2 separate regions of the Homo sapiens genome follow, and region 1 is linked to region 2. A link is a loop called in an ENCODE intact Hi-C map of the cell type or tissue named here. Cell type or tissue: PC-9. All regions are shown on one strand.

The links. A loop is a pair of places that touch in the nucleus more often than their neighbours do. Peaks named below come from ENCODE experiments on the same cell type or tissue, not always from the same donor. Only the 100,000 strongest peaks of a DNase experiment are listed, where the experiment ranks them.
Region 1: it touches region 2 in a loop (10-fold over the local background); 3 of 110 quality-filtered maps call a loop at or near these places.

Annotation. Positions count from the first base shown.
Region 1 is chr2:30,216,655-30,219,154 of GRCh38, forward strand. No RefSeq gene overlaps it. Among named protein-coding and RNA genes, the nearest start is that of LBH, 14 kb to the right of the region's middle. RefSeq lists an enhancer at 1,287-2,486. In PC-9, no CTCF peak of the experiment used is centred here; DNase peaks (open chromatin) are centred at 1,417 and 2,327; H3K4me3 peaks cover 757 bases; H3K27ac peaks cover 2,218 bases.
Region 2 is chr2:30,292,687-30,295,186 of GRCh38, forward strand. LOC102723594 (a long non-coding RNA gene) reads right to left here. Exons shown (of 3, transcript XR_427017.4): 3 at 349-1,144. Among named protein-coding and RNA genes, the nearest start is that of LINC01936, 53 kb to the right of the region's middle. RefSeq lists enhancers at 860-919, 1,090-1,139 and a silencer at 1,633-1,803. In PC-9, no CTCF peak of the experiment used is centred here; a DNase peak (open chromatin) is centred at 1,025; H3K27ac peaks cover 691 bases.

The DNA of each region.
Region 1 (2,500 bases), 76 kb before region 2:
CTTAGCTCTGGGAAATGAGGGAAGAAAATGGGATGAGGGAGGTGTACAGAGAGGAACTCAATTGTATCGCTGATATTTACTTTCTTTGAAGTAAAAAGACATGAAGCAAATAAGGCAATGTGTTAATATTTGCTAAAGCTGATGTGGCCATCATTAGCGCTACCCACCAAATATTTCTGGCTCTCTGCCTGCCAGGCCCATAGTAGGATTCTATGTCCTCACCCATTTTGAATCAGGAGCAGCCTAGAGATTTGCCTTGGCCAATGAAATGTGACTGGAATTGACTTGTGTTTCTGGCCTCTTGAGCCAATGCACAAAAACTTTGGCCAACATGGCAGCCCAGAGACAAAGCTTCTGTCCTCCCCAGTCCCTGAGCAAGCATGACACCCCCAGGCAACCCTAGGAGGATGGGAGGATGGGAGGGAGATGAGTGCTGTCAGCCGCTGAGGTTTGGGGGTTGTTTGTTACTACAAGTCTACCCTGGAGAATAGAGCTGGAAAATGGGTCCACTCCTATTCACTGTATCAGTCTCTGATTTTATCTACATGTTGAAATATTATCAAAAACATTGTAATACTTTTAAATTGGACTGGCTTTCTATCTCTTCGTTCACGAAAATTCTCTGTACTGGCCTGCGCAAGGCCCCTCTCTTAATTTATTAACTTTTGTGTTTTCAGAAAGTGCCTCTGACTTGGGATGGAAGCAATGTGGAGCTGTAGGAGCCTCCTGGTAAAAAGGATGAATGGCAGAAATCATTGATTAAGCCCAGATTTCTGGGTGAGCCCAGATTTCCTCCAGTGCTGTCTGCTAGCATTTCCCATCAATCTGGGGACAGAAACCCAATGAGAAAATCTTAGCTTTTCTCCAGAGAAATGTAAGCAAGAATTTTGATGAATGCAACTGCCGTTGATTCTTTGTATGGCTTTTAGAAAGATCACTTCACCCTTTTTCCCACTTCTCTGCAGTTCACCTCTGGGAGAAATGTCAAGAAAACTTTCCCACACCTCATGGCTTCCAGGTTCCTTTTTAGGGCTGCCTGCAAGGCCCACAGGGAATAAAAGGCCCAGCAGGAGGTGGAGGAGGGGCAGCATGGTGAGAGAAGGAAGAGAAACTCCGTTCTTGGCCAGTTGTGCTCCGTACTGTGCAGACACACAGGCAGCGCCTGGAAGTCACCGAGAAATGCAATGCCTTTGAGAAGTTCCGTGGAAAGAATGACATCATGACCAGTCACTCCCCCACCCCACCTTTTTTCCAGTGGGAGTGAGAAATAAATAGACTGACACATTTTCCAGTCAGGGAGCCATTCTGGACAGCAAGTTTACCTTGGCACAGGAGCTCAGGTGGGGCTGTGAGAAACCTTATCTGTGCTTGCCTGGTAAACAAGGAGCCTGCAATCTCCCCGGAGTCTTGGCCACTGAGCAGGTGACTGCGGGAGGCAGGTGAGCAGAGCAGGTGAGCAAGGTGAGCCTCGGGCCCAGGAGCACGCTGTGTTAGGTAAATATTGCCTTAACTTGATTGATGGACTCACTAACTGTCTGTTTGTTGCCAAGAGAAATGCCATCACCGCCAAATTCAAAGGTAAAATTCCTGTCCCTTAAATCAAGGGTTCTCAAACTGTAGTGCGTTACTAGGTCACCTGGGGAATGCCATTAAAATGCAGGTTCTGATTCAGCAGGTTGGGATGGCTGAGAAAATTGCCTTTCTAACAAGCGGCTGGTGATGCCGAGGGTGCTGGTCTGTGGACCACTCTCTGAATTTGCAAAGTCTTAATGCTCAGATGACTGTATGCATTTTACACGGTCAAAATAGTTACTGATTAAGGAGCACTGATGCAGGCTGCAGGTGTCGTACCAGATGTTTGCTATCATCTCTTGTAACTCTTCACACCAACTCTGCAAGGTGGGTGTTATTATCCCCGCCCCCTCCTTGGCTGGCAAGGAAATTGAAGCTAAGAGAGGTTAATTCATGCATTATATGTGTAATTTCCAAAAGATTTCATTGCTACCTTCCCTCCTTTCACAGTGATCTGAAATAACCCAAAGACAAAAGATAATAAACGCCTGTGGTAGAGACGGGTGTTGTCTGCTTGTGGTGATCGGCCCTCTTGGCACCTGGAAATGAGTAATTTCGTCCGTACATTGTCAGGGCCAAGCTCAGGAATTCAGAAATCCTGGTTATCTAGGTTTGGCCTAGGAGGTCCTCTCTTCAAAAGAGAGAGTAGCTCCAAAAGGTGGACAAGACTGGTTTTTCAGATCCCTCTGGTGCTGATGTGTTCGCCCCTAGGACACGCAGTTGGAGAAAGTTCTTGATACCAGGAGGAGTTGCTTTGATGTGTCAGCTTGGAAAGAATGCCTCGTAAGGGCCATTCAGGACTCCAGGAGAGCAACAAAAACAAAAAAGCCCCAGCTCGTGGAAACATCAAAGTGAAGGCAAATATAACCAGACTGACCCACCTGGAGGTATTTAAATACCTTGAAGAATGGTGGTGTGTCCTTGCAAA
Region 2 (2,500 bases):
GCAGATTGCCTGAGGTTAGTTCTCCCATCCTGGCCAACATGGTGAAACCCCATCTCTACTAAAAATACAAAAATTAGCCAGGCATGGTGGCAGGCGCCTGTAATCCCAGCTACTTGGGAGGCTAAGGCAGGAGAATCGCTTGAACCCAGGAGGTGGAGGTTGCTGTGAGCCGAGATCATACCATTGCACTCCAGCCTGGGTGACAGGAGTGAGACTCCACGTCAAAAAAAAAAAAAAAAAAAAAAAATTAGCCCAGCATGGTGGCGCATGCCTGCAATCCCAGCTACTCAGAAGGCTGAGGCACAAGAATCACTTGAACCTGGGAAGCAGAGATTGCAATGAGCCGAGATCCCGCCACTGCACTACAGCCTGGGCAACAGATTGAGACTTCATCTCAAAGGAGGTTTGGCCATGGTGAATCCAGGGAGTGTAAAGGACACATAGATAGATATATCTTCTAGACAGAGGACAGAAGAGTCAGAATTTGGGCTGCAAATACATGATGGGAGTCATCAACATATAAACCCATTGAACACCATATATGGATGAGAGTTTTCTCTTCAGCAGCTGTGAGGAGTTGGGATGACCACACGCAGTGCCTCCTTCCTTGTTCGTGAGCACTCAGTGCAGGGCAACTGACAGCAATTAGGACGGGGAGACACGAAGCCTCCCCCCGCCGCAGGAATTGCTACTGCAGATCTTCCCTTCTTGTGGAACACTGTGGTCTCTGTGGGTGAGGGAGATGCTCTGATTCATCGTCCACAGGGCTGTAGTATTTTGATGCTGTAGTCCAATAACTGTATTTTCTGTCCATATTAGGCCGAGAGTAGGGGCGTCCTCCAGGGTTGTATAAACCATCAGTAGCCAATTCATTTGCACCTGCTACATTATCCACTGATGACTTCAATCAGCTAAGGCAGCCAAGCAACAAGAGGCACTACGTGGGCAAAACGTTGAGTCATCCGCATATCTGCCCTCTGAACACACGAAAATATCCCCACTGTGCATCCTGAGTAACATTTGTGCCAGGTTCCCAGGCAAACTTCCTCCTGAGCTTCCTCCTCCACTCTTCCCTGCTCCAGGCACTGAGCCCTACCCACTCTCAGCCTCTCAGGCTTAAGGGCCGAATCATCCACTCTCAGAGCTTAAAGGAAAAAAAAGAGGAAGGAAGCAGTGAGACTTGATTTGTAACAGCCCTAACTATGGAGCTGGAAGATCTGGGTTCAGATGGCAGCCTGGGTTCCCTAGTTGCATAGTAGATCTCATCTTTCTGAGCTTACACTTCTTCAGCCGTAAAATGGAGATGATAATATTAACTGCTGCTGCTGATCTTTTGACAATTGAGATAATGTATTTTTCAAGGGCCTACCATATACTAAGAGCTAACATTTTTGAGTGTTTACATTTTATCGGATACTCTTCCAAACCATTTACACATTTGTTAACTCATTTCATCTTTATAACACCCTACGATAATCCCAAGGCACAATTATCTTTATTTTATAAGTGAAGAAACTAAGCCACAATGAAGTTAAGTAAATTGTTCAAGGCCCCAGAACTAGAAAGTGGTAGAACCACAATTTTCCGCCACTCAAAAGTGGGCTGACCCTCTTCGTATTTACATCAGGGGTTCTCAGAATGTGGTCTTCAGGCCAGCAGCAGCAGCAGCGGCAGCAGTAGAAACTTGTTAGAAATGATCTCAGGACCCACCCAGAGCTACAGACAGAAATTCCAGGGGCGGGCAATGGCAAACTGGGTTGACAAGCCCCCCAGTTGATTGTGATTTTCAGCCAAGTTTGATAACCTCTGGCCTACACTTTTCCTTCTACCTCCATGGCAGATGACAATTGAACAAATTAGACCCCTTTTCCTCCCAACACCCACTATGTATTAGGCACTTTGTGTGTTATTGTCATTTAATTCTCATAAGAAACTTTTTTTATTTTTATTTTTTATTGAGACATGGTCTCACTCTGTTGCCCAGGCTGGTCTCGAAACCCTGGGCTCAAGCAATCCTCTCCCCTTGGCCTCCCAAAGTGCTGGGATTACAGGTGTAAGCCACCATGCCCAACCAAGCAAGAAACTTTAGAGATTGGTTTTCTCACCCCCATTCTATAGATAGGAGACCTGGACAAGGGGAGGAAGGTGTGGGCCCTTGTACAGGCCATACAGCTAGTAATGTCCCACTCCAATGTCGCACTCCCCGGCTCCTACAACACAAGGCATTCCTCAATGCTGGCTGTGTCCTGTCATCCCCAGATCCCTGCCTCACTCCCTCACTCCATTCCCCAGCAGGGACCCTGGGCCTCTGCAGGCCTCGAACCACCGCTCCTGGCTATGAGGTCCGTCCTGGTTCTAGGGCTGTAACCCCAAGTCAGCTTTATCCAAGCTGCTCTGTGATCTTCTGTTCTAGGGCAAGCACTAGAGATGACTCCCATGACCAAGCCTTCACCCCATAGCCCCTCCGGCCCCAGGGGACCAATCTGGTGTCCCTTTAGTT